Linked DNA regions of Mus musculus: regions 1, 2, 3, 5, 6 and 7 are each linked to region 4. A link is a loop called in an ENCODE intact Hi-C map of the cell type or tissue named here. Cell type or tissue: left cerebral cortex. All regions are shown on one strand.

Region 1 (4,000 bases), 1.1 Mb before region 4:
ACGCTCTCGAGCCTGCCAGTGGAGGCTGTGATTTAAAGGAAGGGTGCCTTCTGTAAAGTCAAGGACAAGTGAAGGACTGAAGCCCATCTGCACCCGAGACAGGACTGGTGGTGGAAGGGGATGTAGGACTAGACACTGGGAGTCTATTGGATGACTTCTGTTCTCAAGGAAGAGAGAAAGACCAGTAATTTTTTTTTTCAAGAGAAGATTGAGGGTTGGTAATATTCTAAGGAGTGGAATGTGTTCAAGTGTAGAGTTTGTTAATTGGATAGAACAGTTAAAACTTTCAACTCTGAAACGTGCTTCTTGACTCAGCATGTGTTTGTTGATGGTGTAGTTCTAAATTAACCAAGTAACTAACAAGGATGGTGTAAAGCGTCTGCAGTGTTGAATGCATTGTGGTGATGGTCCTTGCTCTGGAGGTCTTGCTGGTGCTAAAGCTATTTGAAAATCATGGTTATGCATCTTCATTCACAGAAAGAGTTTGATGTGACTGTTGGGCATGTAGACTTCAGGTAAAGGAGTATATTGTCTCCATATTCATTACTGTAATAGCACTTTTATTATAGAATAGATTTAGGTTTGCAGAAACTCTGCCAATGCTAGAGAGATCTTCAGAATCCCAAAACCAGCTTTCCCTCTATTAAAAACAGTATATTAGCATGATATATTTGTCACAATTCAATAAGGTAGTAGTCAGGTTTTTATTACCATAACAAATTTCTAAAGTATATTAGTATTTGAAGAAAGGCTTATTTTAGTCTGTAGTCCCTTGGCTGTTGAATCTGGACTATGATGACACGGTACATCATGGTGGGAGCTTATAGTGCAGCAGGATGCTCACTTCATGGCATATGGGAAGCATAGAGAGACAGAGAGGTTGAGCGCTCACATTCTCCAAGAACACAGATTAACAACAGGGCTTCCTTTGCTACTTTTCAGGAGTGGCCACAGGCTGCATACCTGCTCTTCACAGACAAGATATTTTTGTTTTCTTTTTCTTTTTCTTTTCTTTATTTTAAATTTAAGACACTGTCTTGCTGTAGTTCCCAAGCAAGTGTCTGCCTGTTTGGCTCAGTTGAATCTTCTGCTTAAGCATTCATTGGCTATGATGACGGGAGTGTGCTACTGTGCCCATCCTGAACTCCTTTTTCTGCATTACTACCTGCATTCACTTTTGTTTCATTATTCCCAAGCCTTCTTGTTTTAGCTTCTTGGATTGCTGGCAGTGTAAGGAACAGGCGACTTCCAAATGCAGAGCTAAATCAGTGGCATGGGTTGTCTATCTCTCTGTTTCCTTGGGATTATCTTCTGAAGCACTGTTTCTTTCAGAAATTACCAACGGAGGGCAAAAAGTGCAGAAATAAAAAAATCAACTGGCATTATACTAAGCTTATGTGACCTTGGTGTCAGTTATATCTGGCTTTAATTTAAAAGGTATTATAAATACAATTTGCTAGATATTAATGTTTTGAAAGTAGAAATACATTATGGATGTATTTTTGATGACAAATTTTTCATCCTGGCCAGTGATGATGCTACTCACTACCCTCTACCTCTAGATGGCACTGGTCTCATGCTGGCCTACAATGTGTAAGCTACAGGATTTGGAATGAAAATATCTATGTGGCTGGCATTATGTGTATGTTCTGTTGTTGTCCACTCTCTACTTATTTCTCTCTTAGCAGAACACAGAACCTGGGAGCTCCAGTCATGTTAAATGAACGATATTCTGGATGAGTATTGGGAGATTTCTAAGGTGGATGGTGTTTGCATCCTGTAATCTGCATCAGACTCATTTTGGGCAAGCCATAATGGACTGTCTGCTCTCTTTAAGCCCTTTTTCACTTGTTGGTGGACAGTTGTTCAGAACAGTTCCTCTGTGTAGAACTCAGTTCTCTGACAACTGATTCCTTGGCCTAGGTTATTGTAAAATGTGAGAAGGAGGGTAAAAAAGAATCTGCTTATCATAGAGAAATATTTAGCTACTGTTTTATGTTTCATGGACCTGTTGGGATTTTACTCCCAAATACCTCAGTTATTATTGTCTGTCATACAGTCTCTCCTGGTTTTCTCAGATTGCCTAAGTCCTCTCATATTACTGAGAAAGTAACTATTTGTCTTGCTTGATTTGCCTGTGAATCTTTTACTCTGTGGCTCTTTTCTATTAGGTACTTTCTAAAGCAGTCATGTGATTAACTTAGACTTTAGATTAATTTAGGATGATCTGGAGAAATATGCCATGATATAGACAAAAGATGCTGCTAACTAGAATTGCATTTGTAGACTGTTATACAGTTTTTGAAGTCATTCTTGCCTCTTCTCCTTTCACTTCCCCACACCCTGTCCCCTTATTAAGTACTGACTGACAAAACCCAAGTTCATGGTTCTGCTCTCTGTTCTTTCATGCATTCAACTTCTGCACTTACCTGCTTTGCTTGGCTTCAGGTCACAGTCAGAGTTCCCAGTCACAATATGCATGATGCTCTGTTCCTTCCTCATGCCACTTTCCCTCACATTTGATACTATGCAGACCAAGAATACTTCATGCTTTGCCTGTAGTTCTGATCCTTCTAGCTCTATTACCTCAAACAGGGATTGCCTTAGAAGCTTCCATGTAGCCAAATTGCTGATATAATAGTGACTGCCAGTTTTACCAAAGGCTTGTAATTTTTAAATGCAGTTGAAATATTTTTAATTATTTTTTTTAATTAACTAATTTATTTTTTTTGCACTCCATGTGTTACAATGCAGAACTTTCGTACAGTTTAGAGATGTTGCTCTTGATTCACATTTTGTTTTCCAACCATAGTCGTGCTTCTGCTTCTGTCACAGTTTCTAGTCAAGCTCTTCCCTGGCTATTGTGTCTTCTCATTCCAAAATCATTGTTTGTTTGAAAGAGACTCTCCCTATGTAGCCCAGGCTACCTCAGTCTTATAATCCACCAGTTCCAGTCTCCTGATTGCTAGTTTAACACAATGCCTGCCGTTGTGTAGGCTATTTGTGAAGAGCTCACCAGAGCCTGTTTTCTCTGAGAGCCTGAGAAGACCGTCTTCTTTTTCCATCTTCTCCTACCCCACGATTCTGGCAGAAAAGTACGTTGTTTTTTGTTATCATCTTTGGGTTGATGCGCATTAGGTGTGTTGTGTAGATATGCTTGCAGAGTGCCCAAGAAGGGCTCTGACTTGTGAGTGTGTATCCACCTACACACCTTTTTTAGGGCTTGACTGACTATTTTCTTGGACACATCATCTTTCAGAGTTTCATACACTGTACAGAATGTCACAGACCTGTCAATTCCGTTTGAATGAATCTTCTGAACAGTTGACATATTTCAGAAGTGTTTCTAATTCCTTTCGATCTCTGTGTGTGATTTATTCAACTCTCAAATGTTTATTTTCTCATTTTCTTCTATTTTCCTTTCTGTCACTTTTCTTTCTTAGTTTAGGATGAAAGGGCTGAGATCACTGGAGTCAAACACAGAGGCCATAAAAGGGTTCCAGGATGTTCCAGTGCGATCCCGGAGGCTCTAGGTTGCTTGCACAAAGATGCTGTAGGGCACTGGCCTCTCATGTTGTACATTGCTTAAGAAGTTCACATGGTTTCCAACATAGGACATTTTCCTGTGAGTAGTGCTAGTGTAGAGTACGACTGTGTTCCGTTTGTGTGGGAAGCACTACTTGAATGGTCCCCAAACTGTCCACATTGGTGCAAGTTCACAAATGTTAGTCTACTCAAAAGGAAAGCTTAACTGGTTGTTGTTAAATTATGTCTGTGCTTACATGTGTGTATACATGCTTGCAGAGACTTAGGTCAGCCTATTTGGTGTTCTCCAGGAGCTGGTCACCCTATTTTAAGTCAGCATCCATTACTGCACTGGAATTCATCAGGCTGCCTAGCTAGAGAGTCCCAGGAATCTGCTTGTCTCCCCTTTCCTAGCACTGGTATTATAAGTGTACATCATTATATATGGATTTTTAAATGTTGTTTTGGGGCCTCA
Region 2 (4,000 bases), 720 kb before region 4:
AGGAGTGTAAATAAGTCTTACAGAGGGTGGCAGAGGATCTCAGCAAGGCAAAGGGCTTGCTTTGGAGGGATAACTGCTGCAGTGGCTAAGGTGCTTTCCTTGTGCTGGCATGGTTCAAAGTCTCAAGGGTATTTTCTGCTAAACACTGTTGTGGTCCAGGTGAAAAAGGTCTGGGTTGACTGAGTAGTCTAAAGCCACCAAAGTGGTAGCTGCTGAGGGAGAAACACACCAAACAGGTATGTGTGACCACAGTGCAAACACAATAGACCACAAAGCTGGTGTGGCCCTCCCCCAGCCTAAAATGATGGGTGAGGCATTGTCGAGCGTAGCTCTGACCCTCAGAGCCTAGGTTGTATCTTTTGGAAGCAGAGGGAAGCCTTGGGGAGCTTGTTGTCCCTACTCCTGTGTCCCTGTTGGTAGTAAACTAAAGTCCAAGAGGTCTCATCGTTCCCTCCCCTCACTCTCCCTCCCTCTCATAAGGGGTTGCTGGCTTTTTGTCTGGCTGAACCCAGCAGCAGCTGGGAAGTGTGGTCTGCTTCTAAGCCCTGGCCTGCCTGTGACCTCCTTGCTTCTCTGTGGTCAGGTTGGGAGAACAGCAGAGAGTCTGGAAAGAAACGCCTTCAATGTCAAGACCAAGACATCAGTTATCTGGATTACTCTGCGTAATCGGGATTTACTTGGCAGCAAGATGCGGGAAGAATTCGTAGAGGTTTCCCTGTTACTAGGACCATGGCATTATGTATGATAGCTGAAGGTCAAAGAAACCCAAATGTCCATCAGCCGAGAGTGATCTGTCCACGCAATGTTATATTATTTAACCATAAAATGAAGAAACAACAGGGATAAAGCTTGAGGACATTTCACTCAGTGAAATAAGCTTGTCCCCAAGGACCAAGTATTGTATGATTGTATCCCACGAAATATCCGGAATAGGTACATTTAAAGGGATAGAAAGTCGTTAGGAGTTGCTAGGGGCTAGGGGAGAATTGATAGAGTAAGAACTGAAGGGCTGTTTTTTGAAGTGGTAAGAAACTGTCCTATATTGACCGTGAACATGTTTGCACATTTCTATAAATATCAGGAAACCCATTTGACTGGACACTTCAGAGGGTAAATCATGTGGTATAGGGTATATCTCAGTGATGTCATCAGAAAGAAGCAGCTGGGGGAGCTATCCTAAGCTAGTAGCCCACCTGTGGATGTTGAATAAAAATGGCACCCATAGTCTCATATATTTGAATGCTTAGTCACTATGGGACTGGAACTGTTTGATGGGATTAGAAAGATTAGTGGGTGTGGCCTAGTTGGAAGAAGTGTGTCATTGGGAGTGGGCTTTGAGGTTTCAAAATCCCATGATGGGCCCAGTCTCTCTCTGTGTGCCTGCAGATGGGATATAGATGGTGTTGGGCACATTCAGGGTTGACCTTTCCTCTTCAGCTAAATCTTTCTGGAAATGTTCTCATAGGTACTACCGGATGTGTGTTTCCAAGGAAATTTCAAATCCAGCCAAGGGGCTGGTGGGAGGCCTGTCAGAAAAGTGCTTGGCACACAAGTATGTGAGTCTGAGTTCAGATCTCTAGCACCCACACAAGAAGCTAGGTGGTATGGTGTAGTATAGGTAGATCCCAGCATCAGGGAAGCTGAGATAAGGGGATATTGGGGGTTTGTTATGGTCCAACCAATTGTCAAGCTCCAGATGTGGTGAGAGACCCTTGTCTCAAAAAATAAGGTGAAGAGCAATAGAGGAAGACACTGGCCTATGAGCCCATGTGCACGTACAGCTATGGACAACAGATATCGAAGTCTTAGTTCATGGGTGTTTCTGCCCAGAGTGCCTAGATAGCTTGCCCCAGACGAAGCTGCTTGATGCTTCATCAGTTAGGTTGACTCACTGGTCCCTTATCCCAGAACATGCCCTACTTTACAATTCCCACTTGGAAGCACTGTCCTAGTAGAGTCACCACAGGTGTGACGCACACAGCTCTGATGATGCCAGGCACATCTTGTCCCATTGTCTGGACATACCACGCAGTGGACTATTGTAGGCAGTTGGGACCACACTACGGGTGTCTAGGATTCTGATTCTGTTGTCTGGTGACTTATAATTGTCCCTGGTTTCATATTATCACAGATTGATCAATTACACCATCCCTCTTCCTTCCCAGATCGTTTATCACAATGCTGGAGCATCCTGCCAGGAGACAGAGCTGATAGAGACCTCACTATCGGTTGACATTTGTTCATTAATAGGCCCTGCTGGGTATGTTTGTTCAACCAGTTATGTGTGAATCACCCAACACTTCTGCTACTCAACCTACATTTTTTTCCATCTGTTTCTGGAAATATTCCTTTTGGTCCTTTAGCATATATATTATGTTCTGTTACAATAGCTGCTGCTGTTTACCTAACTGGGTCAGATGCCATGGCAGCAGGGGGTCGTGGCTTGTTCTTCTTCACTTGACTTCCTTTGAACACATGAGACACCTTTGCTGAACCTTTGGATGAGCCCCTGCAGCTGGCCACATAATTAATTTGCCTACTTTCTAATTTTTTTTCCTGTTCTGACTCTGCTGTATATTTTTGTTTGAAATGACATGTGAAGAAAATTAGATTTGCTTTGAATTCTTGTTTTGAGTGAATTCACTCTGTTTAATCTAATAGTTGGATTATAGGAATGTATATGAGGCAGGGAAGAACAGGAAAAAGCTTGCCTTAGGCTACCCTAGAATTGGGCTCTTGAGCTTTGAGAAGATAAACATCTCCCAGACACTAAACTTACTGAAGACTGTTGGTACTGACGGAGACAGTCTGTACTGTGTTAGGAAGAAGGACAATGCTTGGGAGAATACTCCAGTCAGAACCCCACTCCCCTCCTGGTGGGATGGGCATAGTGGTGAGGCTACCATGGAAACAGCATCAAGGCCCTTACAAAAGTAAAGAGAGAAGCACAGCATGGTCCAGCAATCTACTCTGGAGTATACACCCTAAGGAACTGACATCACTGTGTCGAAGCCTCTGTGCTGTCTCCAACCTCATAGTAACACTCTTGACAACAGCTCAGATTCAGAAAGAAACAGCAGAAGAATGGGTTAAGAAAATGTGTTATGCTTTTCACAGATAGCTCATTTGTAAAATGATTCCATTTCATTCAACCTTTGAAAAGGAGGAAACCAGGGGCTGGAAAGATGCCCCAGTGGTTAAGAGCACCTACTTGCTCTTGCAGAGAATCTACATTTGGTACCCAGCATCAATATTGGGTTGGCGAGGCTCACAACCACCTGTAACTCCAGTTCCAGGGGGACTTCACAGAAGTGAACATTGGGACGAGCAGGCACACATACATGCACATAAATAAGTAATGATTAAAATGAATAAAAAATAAAAAAGGAAGAAATAGCACATTGAGACAAGATGGATGAACCCGAGCAGAGTAGGCTGAGTGAGAAAAGCTGGACAAAGAAGAACAAGTATGGTGAGCACTGCAAGATCCCAGGTTCACGGGGTTCTGAGAACAGCCACAGAAGAGACAGTGGAATGGTGGTTTCTAGGGGCTGGGGGAAGGTAGCAGGAAGCTGTTGTGCAGTTAATGTGAGCTTGCAGTTATGCTGGGAAGACTGGTAATAAACATCTATCCCACAGCATTGAGCCTGGAATAAGTCATGCTGTATATATCACACTTTACATGTGTAATAAAGATCAATTTCACAGTAATTGATCTTACCACAGACATAAAACAAGGGAACAGAAGAGAGGCGCAGGAAGCTTTCCGGAAGTATTGTTTGCATTTTGATCACATCTATCCCCAACACGCCTCTCCCGCTTCTCCAAGACACCTCCTTGACATGTCACTTTCCACCTTAATGCCCTATTCTTTTGGGTGTGCTGGTGGTCACCCATTAGTACAGTCTGGAATACTGGGTGATCTTGTTGGCTTGATCTTATACAGATCTTGCGCAGGTAACCACAGATGTGGTGAGGTCGTGATCTCGATGACCATGTC
Region 3 (4,000 bases), 180 kb before region 4:
TGGCCAGTGCTTCCCAGAGGCTCTCCATCTTGCACTGCATACATATCAGGGAATGCCTCCTGAAGGAGAGGATATTGAATACCATGAAGGACTTGCTACCTCTGTCCATCTCCACAGTGACAACAGTCTCAAAGGTCTCCCATTCTGATTCATATGTTGGTCACATTTTCCAACTCTCTTGAGCAATCCTCATTTGTATACACTGGCATACAATCTCAATATGATAAGCCCTCACTTGTTCTTCACCTCACTTCTAGATTCTAGTCCACTCTTATTGCATCCTCCATATGAATATTTTTATGCTTTTTACTCCATCTCTTCTCCTGTTATTTCTTCCCCCTATTTCAAATAAACTTTGGTTCTCACTACTAAAAATAAAACAACCCTTGCCAAGATGCCCACTGATTATCTCCTGGTCAAATCCTGTGGCAATTTCATTTACAAGGCAATGTCATTGCTGTTTGAAATTGTTCACTCTATTTGCTTATACCAAGGGGTTTCTTCTAGAACTCACAGAAATGAACCTGTCCATCTAAGGGTCAGAGGGAAATTCTGTTTCATAGGTTGGTCACATTTTCCATCTCTACTGAGAACCCCCCCCCTTTATATACATGTGTATACAATCTTTCTCCATATGTTAAACCCTCCCTTCTTCTTCACCACCTGAGATCAGTCCTCAAGCAAGGAGAGACAGGAGACAGTGCCTCACAGACTTGGTTTTTCCTTCCCTTCTGCTGAGGCAACTCTGAAGGTTCTTCAGAGACTCCAAGATGTCCCATGCAATCCCCTTGGAAACCATTCCATGAACACACCCTTGATGCATGTTCCATCTCTTTCTCTCTCACACTTCTTTGGCAATTTGCTCAACCCCTTAGAACCATCTTTCAAATAAGTTCTTGCAATCAGTGCCTTGTCTGGATATGTTGGCAGGTAGTAGAGGACAACACGTTAGTTGGTGGCAAAAATGGATGCAATTATCCTCTTACTTCATTGCCTTTGCCAACTTGACTTTGTAACTTCTCAGGTCAAAAAGGGAGACTATTTCTCCAACTCACTGATTTTAGTATGACCTTGTGAGTTGCTTTACTTTTGGAAATGCAATTTAAAAAGGTATTACAAGTTCTGAGCCAAGACCTAAATGATAACTCCATACTTCTGCCCACTCTCATGGGTCTTAGCCTCTGCTATGAGGGCTATGCTGTAAGCAAAATAATGAACAAACATGTGGGCTGGAGTAAGTCATTTCAGTCTATTGAGGTGGAAAGCTTAGCTGAGATCAGCAGAACTAACATCCAAATGACTGATTGCTGAACAAGTCCTAGCCAACATGGGTAGTGAGAAGGAACACCCAAGTAAAGTTCAGTACAGGTTGATGTTAAAATCCAGTAAGTTCTGATATGGTTGGTAACACAGCAAAAGCTAATTGTTATAGTTATCTAAAAATCAGGTGATAGCATAGACCAAAGAAAAAGATCTTTAGGATGAAATTCTAGAACTGACTAATCAGACCCCAGCAAGATACCATTTCTATATCTACATGAATACATTTCTAACTAGAATGCTGACCTCAGGTGAGCTGTGGGAGAGGTCTAGGTAAAAAGGGCTACATTCACTTCTAACATAGCTCCAGCACAAGGAACTTTCAGGCAATGATTATGGATGGTAGTAGTGGTAGAATCACGTGGCTATTATTAATGATCAGAGAAGCATTGAAAAATAAAATGTTAGCTATCAAACCTGAGATCTGCTGTGAAGCCTACAAAGTGTATTGAATAATGGGACATAATATTTTATTCCCCATGATAGATTTACAAGGTACCTACAATAAATTTGGGGCCATGGAATAGAAGAGGTAAGTCCTAATATGGGAATATTGGGCAGATATACTTCGAGACTCTTTCCTCCCAACTTTCCTTGAATATGCACAAGTGACTGCTTTCCTCTTGCTGGGGTGAGCAGCCTCTGATGATAAAGGGGCCATACAAATGGTCCATCTGAGGTCTACGCCTTTGGAGATAGTATCAAGATCTGCTCCTGCCTCTTCTCATTGTCTGCAGACCAATAGCTAAGATTAACTGTCTTCACAGCATAAGAGGGAAGCAAAGCCCTTCTCTAGGAAGAAAGGCATTATCCATACCAAGGCATTATCCATACCATTCCAGAAAATATTTAATAGCAGGAGCCAGAACATTTGCCTGGGAATGTCTATTGTCAATACTGAACCAGGACTCTTGATTTCAGGTTGTTCCCCTCAATGCAACAATGAGAAAATCAGTAGCTATCATCATAGTTCTTCCCCTAGAGGCTCGTGACTGTTCATCAGAGTAAATATAATCTAAGGAGAAGGAATTTCCTGATTATTTTTAACAGTTACTGCATATGGCTCTGAACTGACATGGAGGCCATAAAACCCCAAACGCCATCACAGTCTTTGTAAAACTGACATTTACAGGTGTTACCTATTGATAAATAGAGTCCAGCTTAAAACATCTCTTACTGAACTCTGTGGTTCCACTATATGCTCACTTCCTTGATTTTGATGTGCATAACTGGGACAGATGCATATAATATCTGGAAGACAACTTCATATTGGTCTCCTGAGGGAATAAAAACCATAACATGGCACACAAGACCAAGGGCAAGTCCTTGAAGCTATCCCACCCTTAACAAAGATAGATCAGAAGTGATACTGCATCCAAAAGAGAATATCTGAAATTAGAGCCACCCTCAAGGACTTAAAACATGCAGAGGTGGTGGATCTTATTATATCTCCATTTAATTCAACCATATGGCTTTTGTAAAAATAAGACAGATCATGGTTGCTGATAGGAGTTCACAAACTGAACCGTGGGATAGACCCAATTACAGTTGATATTATACTTCTGCTGGATTTAGAATGACGCCACCATAGTGTCTTGCTCTTGGGATGTGAATACTGATTGGCAAATGCATTCTTTTTCTGTGATTATCTGGAAAGGATCAAAGGCAGTTCATAATAACCAGATACACATAGCTTTGCACATTTCCTGTCTCAGCCTTTCCTTGTTGTCATTGTCGTAATATAGTCAAAATAAACTTTGATCATTTCAGCATCCTATATAAACTCATGACAGTTTGCTATATTGATAATATTGCATTAATCAGAGCTACAGAATAGGGAATGGTAGGTATTTTTAATGGGCTGGGGAGACACATACATACCAGAAAGTTAAAAAAAGAAGAAAAAACTACCAAAATGGTAAGTTTCTAGAACTGTGAAGTCTAGAGCACGCCAGGACACCCCCTCTGAGGTAAAAGGCAAGCTATTGCACTTTGCACATCCCACCTCCAAGAAAGAGGTGCAATGTCTGAGATACATCCTTGGAATCTGAAGACACTTTACATCATGCTTTGGAAAACCCATTCTGGTCCATTTATTGAATGATTCAGTCTGCTGCATGTTTTGAGTAAGCCCAGAGAAAGAAATAGCTTTGCAGTGTGAGCATCTCACTACTTGAGCCAAATGATCTAGCAGAAGCAATTGTGCTAGAACCATGGGTACATACCAGGAATAGAGGCACTGGGAAGAACCCAAGAGTGTGGGGGCAAAGCAATGCCACCTGCATCAGAGAACCATTTGCTACCCAGAAAGTGGCCCCTCGTTGGCTAGTAGGCATTAATACAGAGTAGTAGAGTGTGTTTCATAGACCATGAAAAGACTATCTGAAAGTAGCAACCTTCATGAACAGGGGATGATCAGAGACAACAAGTGACAAGTTTGTAATTCTTGGCAGCAACTCATCTTTCATAAAAAACTACACATTTGGAATTGAGACCACACAGGTCTGGGAAGTGTGAGTACATCATACAAATAGGTGTTCTGGACACCATTTTCTCATATCTCCATTGTAGCAGTTACAGAGATCATGAGCTTAAACTGTAGGTGGATTATAAGCCCTGGCTTTACTCAAAAGTTCTCAATTCTTATGCTGAAGGGAGGAAACCCTTCCAGAATAGAGCG
Region 4 (4,000 bases):
TCACCAAAATTTAGAAATACCTGCATTACCTTTTTAAACAAACAAACAAACAAACAAAACTATTTCTAGAGACCATCTCCATACACAACAGTGTGCATGGTATGTAAGTGTGTATTTTTAACTTACATTTATGCAAAAACAATCCGTGTGACAAAAAAAAAAAAAAAAAACCTGGCACAGCCCTCCCCCACGCTCCCCCACCCTTTCCCACCCTCCCCATCCCCTCCCCCACTCAGGAACAAAAAGCCCCTCAGTGTTCTTATCTAATAGTGACTTCTCCTGATATATCTGTATCATATTTTCAAGAAAAGGCCGGTTTCTGACCTGTGATAGGCCTACCTATGTGTTGGGTAGATCCAGGTCCACACCTTGCACCTGTGTGCCTCTGGTCCCCTCGAGAGCGCAAAGTTAGACCCGCCCTCATTCTGCCCCTTCCTGTGCCCGGGTGTTGGAGTCCTTTCCTTTCAACTTATCCCTTCCCCATGTCTCTCCCTGAGCCCCGGTCTCACTCACAGCCCCACTAGCCCGGCCCTTGGCCCACATTAGACTCTTTCATCTCCATTTTGTGAGTTTATCCCCGCAGATCCCTGCAAACTCCTGGAGGTCAGAGCTGAGCACCTCTGTGTTCCTTTTTCCAGGCAGGTTGTCTACACATGCTATTAAACTAGACAGGCGCTCTTCCTCATCCCTCCTTTCCCACTCGCCCAATGCTCAGAAATCAAACAAAGCCAGAGGGACCAGGACACGCCCTGGAGGAGCAGGAGGGGACCTGGGACCAGCTTCTCCTGTCTATCAGTAATTAGAGCGGTGGGGGAGGGGCTGCCCTTGGCACAGACAGGTCCTTAAAGGCTGCTGCCCCAGAAACTGCCTTCAGATCGACAGCCAAGGGAATCGCGATGAAAAATTCATCAGCTTCTTACTTTCCGCGGCCCAGCTGCGCCTAGCAGATGACCTCGGCGGGGACAAGCCCGCTGTGAGACACCGTCTGGTCGCTTCGAGGGGGCCAGCCCAGGCCTGCCGGGGAGCACTGCACCGCTGGGCTTTGTGCGTGCGCCATGAGCACGCGCCTATGAGGCCTAGAAGTACCACCGAGGTTTGACTGCTGGGGACCAGAGACAGTCATCGGACCTTTTGGTGCAAGCTACTGGGAGCCAGAGTGTCACTCTCTAGCAGGCGCCTGCGGTCCATCTTGCCCATCATACACTGTCCTACACAAGGCGCGACCTACTAGTGGAAGCAATACCAATTGGGTGGGCACCTGGGATCGTGGAAGCCCTGTAAGCTATAAAACTTCTAACCCTGGAGACTGGTCATCCTAACTAGACCTTACTTTCATGCCACCACCTCCCACCTTTGCTGGCCCCAAGCTGCCTCCTGAAGTTCTGGATGGGGTAGGTTCTCTTGAGCTGGGGTGGCCTGGGAGGATGACAGAGATCCAGTTGGGGAAATGCTACTGAGTTGCAGGTTTCTGGAGGCCTCTCCAGCCCCTGCCATCTGGGCACTGCACAGACAGACGCTGCGTGGGTCCCTAGAGCTTGCCACCTCCGCGCCACACTGCCAGCCATGCCGCTGCGGCTGCAGAAAAGCCTCACGTCCGAGATTGCTGGACCGTGGGTGGGGGTAGGGAGCGCAAAGCGAGACTAGGCGCGGGAGGCGGGGGAGCGGGGGGCCACTCCTGGACTCTGAATTTTAAAGTTGTTTTCTTGCAATCACACTTTAATATGCACCGATGTCTGGTCTGCGGACCACGCAATGTAGTGAGATGCCATGTTGGCCTCTTTGGAATCCGCAGTAGGTTTTTTTGTGCTGTTCTGCTGGGGAATCAAATGTGGTGATTAGGGAAGTTTTATATTCAGGTCAGGCTTTCCCAGGACTAGAGAATGTACTACAACTTAGGCCAACATCGCCATCTGGTGGTATCATCGAGGGACTCGAGCAGGTGTGGGGAGACCAGAGGAATGATGTCATGGTCTGCAATTTTTTTCTTGAGGGGCGGGATGCTGGCTGGCTGCGGATCTAGTATTGCCTGATGCATTGTTTCTCGGATTTGGGGTTTTGCTGTTATTCACAGGTGAATCACCAAGTAAGCAAGGGTCCTTCCTAAAACTAATACCTTACATTTCACCCCATTGCAGAATTGAATTTAAACCTAAAAGACCCAATGGCTTTGACAGTCTTGAAGCAGGACTCCTTATGTGATCTTTCCTGGGTCCGTCTAAGTTGTTCACTTGACAGCCCCTCCCCGAGGTGTTTCTCCCTCCGGAATTCAACTGCAGAATCATCTGTGTGTTCAGAGCCCGCTTGCATTCTTCTGAGTTTCCATTCCTTCAAGACTAAGGAACAGGCTTCACACTGCCTATAAGCATAGGGTCCCATCTTCAGAGGCATCTCCCTGGCTCCCTTAGTCACTCCTCTGTTCTTTGCTTTACCAGATCTGGATAGAAAAGCCAGCTCCCTTGCTCCTCTGTACTTCTGTCCTCAGCATCCCTCAACACTTTGCCCCTCACCTTAGCTCTAGCCAACAACTGACAGCAAGCACCATTCTGCCTTGCCCCTCGTCCCACCCAAGGCTAAGAAGAAAGGGTGGCCTGAGGTCGCTGAGTGGGCTGGCTGCACATTGAAGGTTCAGGTGAGACCGCAGTGCCGCTTGATGGTGAGCCGGCGTTGATTCCTGCACTGCAGATCTTCTCAGTTTCTTCTCCTCTTTAGCTTTGTGTCTGTACAATACTTGGCTAGTTCAGAAGCAGATCCTCCCACTTTCCAGACACTCTTGCTCCTCAATGTTGCCTCTTCTACCTTAAAGTAGTTGTGTCACTGCCTGGCCTTTTATTCTCTCTTACTTCGGAGGAGGAAAAACAAGAAAACAAAAACACAAAACAAAACAAAACAAAAAAAACCTTTCATCTTTTGCAAACCCTGTGTATCTGCTTTTACCTGCAACACAAACTACTGCCTGCAAGTAAACAGGGGTGGGGAAGAAGAAGCCCCTAAGAAAATGTACAGAAAGAATGGCTACTAGCATTCTCAGAAGAATGGATAAAAATACTGAATGCATTTTATATATGTGTGTGTGTACAAGAATAAATATATATATGACTATATATGTGAATACATATTGTATACACAAGAAAGGGAATAGTAAGAAGACAGAAAGGGGATTTTTAAAAGTTTTAAATGCTAGTAACAATGAAAGATTGAAAAATGTAACATTTCACATAAGCTTCCCAGAAATTCCAATAAAAGGCAAAAAAAAAAAAAAAAGATTGACCAATTTTTATCCAAGAAAAGAGAAAAACAAGATGAGCTCCACAACTTGAGGGGATCGAGGCAAACTGATATCGATCAAATGGGATCCTTTGTCTTAAAAAGTCTTCCAGAAGGCTTGGCATGCCTGTGCATAAATCCTACTCTCAGCAAACCAAAAAAGAGGGTTAGCTCATTTAAGGCCAGCCTGGGCTCCAGAGCAAAACTCTCTCAACAATAAGTCTTTAATAATTCCAAAGGGACAACAGCAGAGCTTAAACCAAAGACAGGGCTCATGCGTTGAGCAAAGTTCCTTGGATAGTCTCATTTACAGCAGCTGGAGTTCACTATTCCATACAGGGGAAGTCTCCTTCATCAAATGGGGAAACATGTCTACTGAGTTAGCAACCAAGAAAACGGACGTTATTTCGAAGTGAAGGAGACTTAGCATGGGTCACTGAGTTGTTACAAGAAGAGAAAACAAATTGGGAAAAAGGTATTTCTAGAAATTGTAATCAAACACACACACCTCTGTAGCTGCCTTCAGGAGTCAATGCTTGTGGGAGGCCATTCCCTGTGCCTCTCCGCTGCTGTTCAGGAGCTCCAAGGGTCCATGATATCACTGAGCAGCAATTCCTGACACTTGCCTGGAAATGCCCTGCCAGAAACCTAATGGTGTATGTTTCCAAAGTTTAAAATCCTGTTAAGGCTGGAGAGATGGCTCAGTGGTTAAGAGAACTTGCTGTTCTCTCAGAGG
Region 5 (4,000 bases), 730 kb before region 4:
CACATTAGTCACTGGGTCCTGGGGTCTCAGCGAGCAGTATATGCAAAGATGAAGAGGGAGAGGGCTTCGTGCTGCACCATCTTTGAGTCATCCCTGGGTGTCAGCACTCCCACCCCACCCCTGAGCATGACTGTGTCATCTGCAGCCATCTGCCCAGCCTCTCAACAGTGGTGCCAGCTGTAGTAGCTAAGAGGACCTCCCCCAAAAGAGGATGCTACTGAGGCTGAAGAGGAGGGGCCTTTAACCATTTTAGCCCCTCCCCTACTGTTTTATAAGTAAAGAAACTAGGCCACAGCTGAGATGACTGGCCCAAGGTCACCCCAGTAAAAATAGGGGAGCTGGGACCAGAATGAAGGGCTCCTAATACCCAAAGGTACTGGGACCGCATCAAGGAATGCTCCTTCTCTTTCATCTTGTCTCTGCTTCATCTTGTCCTCTAGACTCTTCTCGCCATTCTAGCCCTGTGTGGCCCAGCCTCAAGGACACCCCTGCCCCACTCCCGTGCAAGCTGCATCTTCCTGCTTGGTTCTAAAGGTCTTGCTGACTTCTGGTTATATGGTACTGGCCTAAACAATGCTCCCTGAATGGTTGCAAGCAGAGTGTGGAAGCCACATCTGGGGTGGGGGTGGGGAGGTGGTGGAAGCTGCATCTGGGGTGTGAGTGTGGGCATAGGGGGGCACGGAGCAAGAACTGGCTGTAGCCAGGATGTATGCTGACCAAGGCTGAGGACACTCATTTCCTTCCCAAGAGACTGAGTTTGACTTTCAGAGCCCAGAGCAATGCCCTGGGATGAGAGGCATCCCCAGACCCCTCCCTGGGCAATGGCTACTTTAACAAGCCCACACTGCCTTGGCCTTTGTACTTCCAGCCTCGTCCTCACTGCTGTCAAGTCTCCTCTTTTACTTTGATCCTCTCAACAGACTGTCATTCCCTTTTTAAGAGATGTCACCATAGTTGGCATCACTTGAGTCCTCTACCAAGCACACTCGCTTATTTCTCTGTCTCTTGGTCCTCCCAGGGGTCACTTTGGGCAGAATTGTGTCCAGGACCTGTCATCTCTGGTTCTGAAAGCTTGGCTGGCTGGAATCTGACCACCTGAGCCAGAAACCTGGTGCAAAGAGGAGGATGGGAGGCACCGGTAATGGTTTAAAGGCCAACCTGCAGTTAAGTAGGGTTTGGGGAGTGGGTAAACAAACGGCAGCTTGGTTATGTCACAGTCAGGTTATGCTCTGACATAGGGGTGCCTGGGAAACCTGGTCTGAAGGCCTACACGGCTGAACTGAGAACTGAGGACTGCAGAGCCCAGTCCTTCCGAGAGCATTCTCTAGAGTGTGATCCATGGGACACTGGGTCTATGATACACTCTGGCAATAAACGGTTCAGAGATCAGCCAAGTTTGGCACTCACAGCTCCCTGCAAATCTGTGCGTCCCTCTTGCCAGTCTGTCCCAGTACCCTTGGCTCTGACCCATCAGGCAGTAAGAAACATGAACAACAACCACTCTATGTCTGCTGACCTTAAAGCCTGGCAGATACCTGGGCCTTGTCAGGCCAAGAAGGCTCTGTAGAGGTGTCTCCTTATGTCCCCAAGATCAGGGCTCAGGGACTCCCGGTTTTGCTTTGGATTTTGTCTCCTCTTATTTGAATTTCTGGAGAGAAAACAAACAAACCAAACCAAACAAACAAAAAAATACCTTCAAAACCAAAAACTAACTAGTTAGAGCCCAGAGAAGAGCTGGCCAATGAAAGGCAGAGTTGGAGCATTACAGCATCAGCGAGACCGCCCATTGGCCGGCCTGCCCTGAGGAGATGCGGCTTCCCGCCCCTCCACGCGGTGCGGAGTCCGTGCGGGCAGCTCTGTGTGCGCGCCCCAAGATGCCCGGCGCGCGCCCCTGGCCTCCAGCCGGGAGCTCTGGGTATTTGCGCGCGGCCCAGCGAGCCTTAGACAGCCGCAGGATGGCAGCGGAGTCCGCGCTCACCAGTGGAGGCTGCGGGGACGCGTGGCGCTGGGCTTCTCTGCATTGGGGAGGCGGCCTGCAGAGCCCAGGACTTCCAAGGACTGCAGAGCGGCAGGACTTGGTCCCTGCGCCCATCGTTGTGTTGTGGCTGGGTGCGTTTCCTGTCCGCTTTTTAGCGTTACTTTAACCACCATCTCTGAATTGTGCTGGGCATATTGTTTCTGGAATGAGGGCTGCATTCCCAGTTCCCTCGTTACTAGATAAGACTAACTTGGCAGCCAAGGGCTTTCTGGCAGATGTCTGCTATAATCCCAGCCTTCCAGAGGCTGAGTCAGGAGGACTGCTGTGGGTTCAAGACCAACAAAATGAGACCTTGTTACCGCCTCCCCCGCCCCCCCTCGCCAAATCACAACAAAAATAAAGTCAGGGAAAACGAGTGTGTGTGTGTGTGTGTGTGTGTGTGTGTGTGTGTCTGTTTGCCACAGGGAACTAGTTATGTTATTGTGGGGCTGGCACTTCTGAAATCTGTGTACTCAGCGAAGGGTTAATGGAACTACTCAGGAGTTGGCAGGCAGGGTTTCCCTGCATTTTTTAATGGTCCCAACTGACTGGACTAGGCCCACTCATTTACCCTGTGGAGGGAGAAACACTACAGAATTATCTTAATTGAACGTGAGGGAAACACCATAGCTGAATCATATTCCCTCTGACCCTCAGGATCCCAGAATGTGACTATTTCAACAAATCTGTCAGGAGACCTAGAGACACACAGCAGCACTGGGGTGTGTGGGGGGTGGGGTGGGGTGGGGTGGGATGGAATGGAATGGAATGGAGGTGGGGTGGTTAGGTGTGTTACATGGGCAGAGTCAGCTAGCTGATGGGAGAGGTCTCTGAGAAACCAACTGGCTCTGCTCTGGCCTCTTGACTTCTAGTCCTCTGCAAAGGAGGAAAATATTTCTGTTGTCTAAGCTGTACTAGCCAGTGGCACTCTGTATGGCCCTAGATACCCAGATACAATACTGACACAAGCTCAGTCATTGCCGTGGTGTTTGTGTCTAGACTGCATGACAGGAGCCGTTTATCCATCTTTGGCAACTGCATAGGTTTTCATGCTATGCCAAAGGGCTTAGGTTTGAGATCTATCCATGCTGGGGGACCATGCAAGCATGTGCATGTGCTTGTGTGTGTGTGTGTGTGTGTGTGTGTGTGTGTGTGTGTGTGTGTGAGACATAGACTGGCGGGGAAAACTGAGGTCTTAGTCTGTCTTCTTTCTCATTCATTTTGTTAGTTAGCATATAGAATAAGTCACCGTATGGCCTTTGCATCCAGGTGCATCATGTTTGCAGTGCTCTGACTCCTAACATAACAGCTGTCCCCTCATCAGAGCAGCTTTGACTGCTTACAGGAGACCCTCAAGATCCAGCCTGTTGACTATTGGCATTCTCTGTGGAAGAAAGGGTTAGAGATTCCAGTCTCTCCCTCCTGCACCTCCTAGTCATTTGTATGTAATTCTGCCTTAAATGTTTGCAGCCTTGTGGTCTTGGGGACCTTAGAACGTATACCCTGTGAACAGTTAGCTGAAAGGGTTTCATCTGTGATTCCATGTATGCAGCTATAAAGTCACCACCATGTCAAGGTGAGATTTTTCTAGGAGCATAGCTACCCTGGAGTTCTCCATACTCCTGAAATAACTCCTTATCAATGTTCTATAAGTAACATTCCAGGTTAGAGGATTATCCCCCAAGTAGGTGAAATTGTTGATATTCTATAAGAGGGCATATATGTGTGTGTGTAAATATACATATATGTATATATATGTATGTGTGCATATATATATATAATAGATCTGTGAGTAGTGACTGTGGTGCTTATGAAAACGGTCCTTTCAGATACCTAGTGTCCTAGTGTGGGCATTTATGCTATATATATTATCAAGCAGAGGGAGGAGAGACTTAGGAACAACTTCGATATATATATACCTGCTTATGAAAGAAACTGTGTTTGTCTGAGGTTAGGCTCTTCTTGAAATCTAGTTTCATCACC
Region 6 (4,000 bases), 150 kb before region 4:
TGCTCACAGGCCAATCTGGTATAGATAATTCCCTCATTCAGACCCTCTTCTCAGCTGGGCATAGCTGTGCATGCCTAATGCCTATGATCACATTACCCAGGAGATAGAGGCACACAGTTCTCTGTGAATTTGAGGCCAACCAGAGCTACATAGTAAGATCTTGTCTAAAATAATAATAATAATAATAATAATAATAATAATAATAAATGGAAAAATAAACAAGACACTCCTCTTAAGTGATTATATCAAATTACAGTTTAAACAGCATAATCAGTCACTCAAACACCTAGCCCTAGAGACCTGGAAGTGGATGGTGTAATAGATATCACTCAAGATCTTGTCCCTGGCCTGTCCCAAGAGCAGGAGCTACAACAAGAATATATGATTTCTTCCCTTCACTTGGAATTAAGCCCTTATCCCTCTCACCAACAAGTAATTGTTCATTCCTAAATTTTGTCCCATGTTTTCTAGTGTTCAAAGCAGTTTTCCAAATGTGACCTTATGTAAGACTCATGACACATTTAGAGAACAAAAGCTACCACATCATCTCCATCTTCTCCAAGAAGAACTTGAAGCCTAGAAGAACTCTCTTTAGCTTGCTCAAAGAGGAGAGGGGTCACCGAACTGGAGCAGCAACGAAGGAGCATCAGTAGACACCATCCACAGAGGGCTTACGTCACACAAATGCCCAGCACTTTCCATAACTTACTTCCACTTGTTCAAAGAGACATTTTTGGCCCAGAATTCACCTCCATGTATTCCTTTTGCATCCTTCAGAGTAAGCATCGAGATGCATTTTATATACCGACCCTCAAGGAGTGTTAGTGGATTGACTGATTAGAGTAGATAATCGGTTGGCTGAGTGCTAATCTATTAAATCCTTAGGAAGAGACTGAAATTTAAAGAACTGTAGCTAAGCTGCAAAGAGAAAAGGGACGCATAAACCTTCACCTTCTGGTTGCTTTTCATCCAACGCTTGGATGAATCACCTGCTGCTCTGACAAGGGCAACTTAAAAGAAGGAAGCATTTGTGTGGGCTCACAGTTTGAGGACATAGTCCTCCTGACAAGCTGGGGGCTGGGGCCTGGGGGAGTCATGAGATGCACATCACCTCAGCAATCAGGAAGCATGTGATAAATGTGTCCCACTACTTCCTCTTCTTAGTCTGGGACCCCAGTTCATGGGATTACCGTGATCATAATCAGGGTAGAACTGTGGGAGATTTCCTATATATCAGCCCCCCCAAAAAAAGTCACAGGAAGAGGCCCTAGGTCACCACTCCAAAATACCTTAGAATTTGTCATTGGTGTCTCCTGCTCCCTAACAACACTCCACACTTCTGGTCAACTGATAGTGATAATGTGTTTCAGCTGACAAATGCCTCCAGATTGGGGTACAAGGCACATGGCAGTCTCCAGGCATGCACACACACATATACATAGACTGGGATCCTAAAGATGATGCTCTCTGGTTTTATTTAGTTGTTAATAAGATAGTCATTTACACCAGACAGGCAAGTAGGACTTCCTGGGTAGAAATGTTCTAGACATCCATCCTGTTTGAAGTGAAACAGCCCCAAGAGTCAACCAAGGTCTTTCACATAATGAGTCAGAACACAGGATTTTCTTCCCAAAGCTAGACTCCACAGACTCCAAGGACTAGAAACCTGGGACCTCCCAGCCCTGGTATTTAGCAATATGCCACCTCCAAAAGGAAGAGAGAGAGAGAGAGAGAGAGAGAGAGAGAGAGAGAGAGAGAGAGAGCAGAACAAACAACAAGAACACAACAAAAACCCCGGCCTTAGGAAAAGCAGACCTGTAGGTTTACTATGTATAGAGCTCTTTCAGAAAGTGGGAATGACAACCTTCTTGTAGCTACAGCTCAGCTGTGGCCCCATGGAGCATTCAAACTGAATGTGGGTGGTAGAACCCCAAAATGTTCTTTCCCAATTTATTCAAAATCTTCCACATGCTGGGTGGGAAAAAACCTGACTGCCTCCTGCAGGGCCAGTCTGGGGCCCCTCCAGCTCTGAGTTAGAAGACTCAGGACAGCGTTGCTTTTGAGAAGCTATGTATACTGGTGTCCACGTAACATTGCCAAACAGGCAACATATGCCTTAAAAATTCTGGCCTTTTACACACTGTAGAAAACAATCCTTCTGGATTTTTTGTTTCAAGCCAGTGACATCTTTGATGGGGCTGGATAATTGGAAAAGGGATTTAAATAGGTCTGGAGACCTTCCAGCCCTGTGGAATTTGCAAACAGTGTGAGGAATCCATAAGCAAACAGAATTTACAACGAAACTCTTCCCCTCTGGAATTAGTCAAGGATCCAATTTGAGGAGATTTTTAGTTTATTCTGAGGTAATGCCAGAAGGCCTTGAAAATAGGAACAAAGCAGAAACTGGAGTGTGGGGGCTGTGAGGTGGGCAGTGAGAGAGAGTCACTTTATACATTTAGAGAAAAAAATATGTAAAAGATTGGTGTTTGTCCACCCCCAGCAGTGACAAGGCACTTGGAAAGAAAATCTCTGATGCCACAGGGCTATGCCTCAGTCCCTCTAGGCACGTATGTCCTCCTGTGAATTCTGGGGATGTCTAGGATTTTATTTTATTTTATTTTATTTTATTTTATTTTATTTTATTTTATTTTAAAATGTGTCTCTAAGAGAGCAAGCAGCTAGACAGTGGGACTATTCCAAATTCAGAACTGATCATGCATGTGAGTGCATGTGCACCTGACACATTCATAAGATATCAATTCTATCTTAAGTCATTAGATAAGGTGATAGTTGTGGCTTCCGGTAAGCCGCCTGCTCTCCTCCAGAGAAGCCATTACTGGACGCAGTGTCAGGCACACCTGGACACACAGGGTTACAGTCACCTGGCTTTGTCTCAGGATGAACATCCTTTGTCCTAGCAAGTCAGGGAGATATTCAGTCTCTGTCTCATATTCACATCTACTTAAACAGCCTGGGAATGTAGAAAGTGGCTTTCCATCCAGCACTGCTGCCCATGAGAGATGACTACACTGAGAGCCTTGGAGAAGCCTCTAGAGGGACTTCTTTAATAAACCGTTCATTTTAAGTTTTGGAAGATGGTAACGGAATGCCTAGGTGCTCAACAACTTGTTTCTCCCCGTCATTATGTTATAATAGTGTGACACATTTGTCACACTTGGTGAACCAATAATGATATGTGGTTATCAACTAGTTTTTGTTGTTGTTGTTTACATAATGTTCTTTTCCCACTCTAGTGTTCCACACAGGACACCATAGGATGTCTGGTGACAGTGTCTTTTTAACCTCCTCTTCCCTGAAAGCAATTCTTGTAGCCTGGCTTTGACGACCTAGACAGCTCTGAGGAGCACTGGCTAAGTATTTGGTAGAGCACGCCTGCCTCCACCTGAGTCTCTCTGATATCTGTCCCATGGAATAATGGATGCTGTGGATTTTGGCGATGATGGTCACTATCTTAATCACTGGCAAACAGTAAGCATGAGTAGTATCAGTGTGACCTTTCAACCAAGATGTTGACATGCATCTATCACTCACATGATGCAGCACTTCACTAGGGTACCACTGTTTCCTTTTCCTATACTTCTCTTTGGAGAGTCATTTGAGACTAACACTTCAAGAGCTGTGCTCAGAACTTTTGGACTTAGCTGATGTGTGCTTTTCTCTGTTTACTCATTCCCGAGGTGCTGATGTTCTTTGGATGACATTCTATACATTGTGCTTTGTTGCCCACATTATTCCAGTTTTCACCATCAGGAGCTCTTTAAACTGGCTCCATTTTGTTCCCTTTCTACCAATAATGTGGCTTTACATATGTTTTTCTTCATTTGTCTCAGAATTATTATCTTGTGTTTCTTGAACCGCTCCTAGAATCAGCTATTCTCCCAGGGTGCCCAACTCTCTTATTGGATGATATCCTAGAAACAAATCCTTGAGTCCTAACTACTGAGTGCAGTTAGTTATAGACACTCTCTGCCTTGGGAAC
Region 7 (4,000 bases), 810 kb before region 4:
GATGTACACAAGGTCATAGAGCTAGTTAGTTATGAAACTGTGATATTTCAAACCATTTGGATTTATCAACTGCCATTTCTAGGTGTTTCTCCCATGATCCTCCACCTGATATGGGGTGATCACCAAATTCTTTGAGTAGATTATACCAAGGGATACATGAGAAGTTCAGTAGTAAATGCATATGGCTCCATCAATTCCGTGGCACAGGCAGGACCATCAGGCTGTGACTGGTAGCACATGTACACTCCTAGCCCTGTTCTCCCAGGAGCAGTTATTCATTGATACTACAGGTTGAAAGGCCCTTATTTCAAGTGCTTGATATGGGAAATATTTCATATCTAGGATATTTTTAAAGTTAGGACCATTTGCTAATGGATATTTGGAGGATGGGTATGACTGAAGTCATAGTAGTTCTACATCTTACCCATATAGCCTGAAGAATATTTTATGTATTTTGTTTGTATTTTTGAGAAAGAACATCTTTGCCTCCCACTGGCTTTAACTCCAGATCATTCTTCCTCAGACATCCTAGTACTGGTTTTACCAAGATGTACTACCACATTCAGCATACAGTATTGTGTGTGCATTTGTGTCTGTTGTGTAGAGGTGTGTATGTGCGTGTGTATGGAAGCCAGAGTTCAATGGTGGATATCTTCATCAGTAACTCTCCACGTTACTTTTTGAGGCAGGGTCTCTTAACTGAATTTGGGACTCATCAATTTGATTAAACTGGTTGGCTAAGGAGTCTCCAAACTCCTCGTGCCTTAGCTTCCCCAGGACTGAAATTACAAGCAAGTATCGCTCCCACACTTGTTTTCTAGGCAGGTGCTAGAAATCCAGATTCAGGCCTGCAAGCTCTCCTGGCATCTGCTTTACCAACTGGTCCATCTTTCCTGATTCCTGTGTTCTTAGTCATTATGTGTATGAAACAAAGTCTTTACATTGAATCATCAGATTTATGGCATTATGTCACTATCAAATGTTTCAGATTTTATAGCATTTTAGAATTTGGTTTTTGGATTAAGTGTGTTCAACCTAGTTTAACAGTGTAAAATCTGGAAATGCTGTTGTATAACTCCAAATCTTTTCACTATCAGTAACTATAATCAGTAGTAGTGGTAAGTTTCAAATACAGAAGCAGCATCCTCTACCCCAGGCTATACAGTAGTACCATTTGTACCTGCACTGTCGATGTCCTGATAGCTGTTGAGAATCTTTTGGTAGGAAACTATTCTCAGGAAGACTTGAAAGCCATCTTGAACCACTGGGAAAAGGGAATGTGGCTAGTTACCTGTCACTATGGGAAGGTGTTGTTGGGAAATGCCCAGCACACCCTGATCCTTCAAGCCTTCATAGCCAAGAACTGGTATATATTTCATCTGGGTGAGCTAGTTCTGCCTCTGGTCTTAGAAAGCCAGTTAATCTGTCAGCATGGGCAGAAAGGTACCTGACAGCTCACCTGGGGCCAGAGAAGCCAGTTCCAATTTCTCACACTCACAGTGCAGGAAAAGCTTAGCTCGTCACCATGAGCTCTCACAGAGCAGGTAGCCACTGGCTTCCTAAAGGAGCCACCAAAGAGAGAGCACAATGCAGAAGCCACCCAGCTTGAGGGTCTTTTCTGCCCTGTTGTGCTGTCCACACAGCAGCCCTAGTGCAATGTGGGAGAGATGGCACAAAGCAGGAATCCCAAGAGGTGGAGATCTTCAGGAACTCCCGGGAGGGAGGCATTCTCATCTCAGCAAAGCTGTCCTAGCCCTCACCCTCCTCCCACTGCTTCTCTTCCTCCTCTTCTCAACCTGTTGCCTCTGGAAAGAATCACCCAGCAGGCTCTAATGCCTGTGAGAGGGTTCAGTCCTTCTCCGGGGTCATCTGCACTGTTTCGTGTGTAGAGTCATGAGTGACAATCTCAACTAATAATATTAACTTTAAAATAAAAGCTGGAGATACAAGTGTTCCTTTTAACCTTGAGGGATCTTTTTCTGTTGCCTGTCCCCTCACTGTTTACCATAGAAGTGGCTACAGATCTTTAAATAGACCAGCAGAATTCAGCGCTCTTTTAAATGTAAAACCATCCTAGGTGCTAGAACACTTCTTTTTTTAATCCAGAAGGACGAGTTATCTAAGAAGCTGAATACTAGCAAGCTAGTGTGTGTTAGCTGCTTGAGAAACTGTACCCCACAGCCCACGTCTCTTAGCTGTCCCTCCACCCCATTCACAAGGGAGTCTCCACCTGCCTGCCTGTCCTCGGTACTGACTTCGAGGACGATAGGTGAAGACAGTGACTTAAACATACTCTGTCGCCACACACTCATCTGCCAGGAAAGGAATGAAATGAAACATCATCCTATCCAGGCATCAGCAACATAGTTGAGGGGGCATAAAGGGAGTCCACATGATTGCTTCCCACAGAGGCAAACCAACGCAGCCAAGACCTCATATAAACTCAGAACATCATGCCAAGCATTCCTAAAGGGCAATAGGGAACAAATGAGAAAGTATCTTCAAACGTCACATTACACAGGGATGCAAGGGAGCCCACCTGTTTCCCTTTTGGAGTAGGTTAAATCAGGATATTATCAGTTGACTGACTTAACTTCATCCATCTCTTCCTTTCCTTCATCCTAGATGTAGTCTGGAGACTCAGTTTTGGCTAAGGAGAATGAGCAGAACTTTCTGTAAGATTCCTAGGGCAGTGGCTCTCAACTTGTAGGTCGTGGCCCATTTGGGGTCAAATAATCCTTTCACAGGGATCACCTAAGATCATCCTTCATGTCAGAAATTTATCTTATTATTCTTTACAGTAGCAAAATTACAGATATGACATGGCAACAACAGTAATTTTATGGTTGGAGAAACATGCGGTTCCCCCACCATTACCCATATCAGAAGTCACAGCATTAGTAAGGTTGGGAGCCCCAGCCCTAGAGGCTTTTGACCTGTCTGGCCCCTGTGACCTTTTCCGTGCAGCCCCATCTCTTATCTGTGCAGTGCTGATTTGTGGCTCTGTGGCCTTCTGTCACACAATGGGGACCATACGTGCATGATCAGAACTACTGAAGGGAAAGAGGAAAGCACCTAGATCCCCCATCACAACATGAACATCTTTGGTCTGTACACCTCCAGGCTGTTTGTTTTGTGTTGTTTGTTTGTTTGTTTGTTTGTTTTGTTTATCTGGGTTTAAGCTGGGTCAGTTTTGATTCTGTATTGTTTGAACTGATGAGAAATGGCTCGGCGTGCCAAGGCTGTTGTAGAACTGGGGTTTCATGCTACTGAAAGCCATCAAAGTGGGATCCTGAGCAGTGCAGGAGCTCTGAGCTTACATATTGCAGTCTATAGTGAGGTCAGTGAACGAGAGTCAAAACACTACCAAAGATGAATGGCAGACACACGAGTGAATGCTGATTGTGTCAAAGTAGCCAAGAGAGCAGAGGTTGTTTTCCAGTTTTCCAGATACACAGCTATCTACATGATTAAAGGGGTGCTTTTATCAGCAGAAACCTCAAACTTTTATACAAGTTTAAAGTAATTTTTTTATCATTATTTCTGCAAAATGTTTTTATTAAAGGAAACACCATATGGTAACAGCAAGAAGAGCTGGTTACAAGTCACGAAGCTAGTCAGATTCCTTTCCAACAGTTAGATCCAAAATACTTATCACAGACCCTACATTTAGAAGAAAAAAGTCAAAGCTTCAGGGATCCCAAAAGAAAACTTCCATGAACAATTGGTACATTGTTGTTTTCATGTCCTAGATGCAAAACGAAAGCGTATAAGATGAGAAGTTAAGTTCAAAGTATTTAACAACCAATGGCTCCTGGCCCTGATTCTCCACAGCATACATGTTGGGCACCAAGGCGTTCCATCAGATGGTTACTCCCACCCTCCTTCTCTCATTGTACCGAGTCTGTACCCACTACTACTTTCTATCTCTGTAACTGTTGTCTTATGTGCATGTCATCGTACCCCATGTGACTCTCCCAGTGGGTTTTCTACACTGCAT

What was found. A loop is a pair of places that touch in the nucleus more often than their neighbours do. Peaks named below come from ENCODE experiments on the same cell type or tissue, not always from the same donor. Only the 100,000 strongest peaks of a DNase experiment are listed, where the experiment ranks them.
Region 1: it touches region 4 in a loop (11-fold over the local background); 5 of 42 quality-filtered maps call a loop at or near these places.
Region 2: it touches region 4 in a loop (2.5-fold over the local background); 2 of 42 quality-filtered maps call a loop at or near these places.
Region 3: it touches region 4 in a loop (7-fold over the local background); 4 of 42 quality-filtered maps call a loop at or near these places.
Region 5: a loop joins it to region 4, with 4 times the contacts of the local background. A loop is called at or near these places in 5 of 42 quality-filtered maps.
Region 6: it touches region 4 in a loop (13-fold over the local background); 3 of 42 quality-filtered maps call a loop at or near these places.
Region 7: it touches region 4 in a loop (8-fold over the local background); 2 of 42 quality-filtered maps call a loop at or near these places.

The regions. Positions count from the first base shown.
Region 1 is chr13:36,220,516-36,224,515 of GRCm38, forward strand. All of the region lies in intron 2 of Fars2 (phenylalanine-tRNA synthetase 2 (mitochondrial)), which reads left to right. Gm40912 (a long non-coding RNA gene) reads left to right here. Exons shown (of 2, transcript XR_873236.2): 2 at 1-4,000. Among named protein-coding and RNA genes, the nearest start is that of Gm40912, 15 kb to the left of the region's middle. In left cerebral cortex, a CTCF peak has its summit at 1,560 (motif pointing right); a DNase peak (open chromatin) is centred at 1,584.
Region 2 is chr13:36,590,065-36,594,064 of GRCm38, forward strand. No RefSeq gene overlaps it. Among named protein-coding and RNA genes, the nearest start is that of Gm46409, 21 kb to the right of the region's middle. In left cerebral cortex, no CTCF peak of the experiment used is centred here; a DNase peak (open chromatin) is centred at 2,014.
Region 3 is chr13:37,131,915-37,135,914 of GRCm38, forward strand. No RefSeq gene overlaps it. Among named protein-coding and RNA genes, the nearest start is that of Gm30549, 63 kb to the left of the region's middle. In left cerebral cortex, no CTCF peak of the experiment used is centred here; DNase peaks (open chromatin) are centred at 2,356, 2,838 and 3,429; H3K27ac peaks cover 2,024 bases.
Region 4 is chr13:37,310,836-37,314,835 of GRCm38, forward strand. No RefSeq gene overlaps it. Among named protein-coding and RNA genes, the nearest start is that of Gm40913, 21 kb to the right of the region's middle. RefSeq lists an enhancer at 131-2,975. In left cerebral cortex, a CTCF peak has its summit at 1,921 (motif pointing left); DNase peaks (open chromatin) are centred at 909, 1,584, 1,871 and 2,672; H3K4me3 peaks cover 495 bases; H3K27ac peaks cover 1,899 bases.
Region 5 is chr13:36,576,859-36,580,858 of GRCm38, forward strand. No RefSeq gene overlaps it. Among named protein-coding and RNA genes, the nearest start is that of Gm46409, 34 kb to the right of the region's middle. In left cerebral cortex, a CTCF peak has its summit at 1,945; DNase peaks (open chromatin) are centred at 113, 1,867 and 2,527; H3K4me3 peaks cover 710 bases; H3K27ac peaks cover 2,587 bases.
Region 6 is chr13:37,156,933-37,160,932 of GRCm38, forward strand. No RefSeq gene overlaps it. Among named protein-coding and RNA genes, the nearest start is that of Gm30549, 88 kb to the left of the region's middle. In left cerebral cortex, no CTCF peak of the experiment used is centred here; DNase peaks (open chromatin) are centred at 1,571, 2,022 and 2,390; H3K27ac peaks cover 2,588 bases.
Region 7 is chr13:36,501,994-36,505,993 of GRCm38, forward strand. The region is part of intron 6 of Fars2 (phenylalanine-tRNA synthetase 2 (mitochondrial)); the gene reads left to right. Among named protein-coding and RNA genes, the nearest start is that of Gm46409, 110 kb to the right of the region's middle. In left cerebral cortex, a CTCF peak has its summit at 2,238; DNase peaks (open chromatin) are centred at 820, 1,823, 2,093, 3,365 and 1 more place; H3K27ac peaks cover 2,745 bases.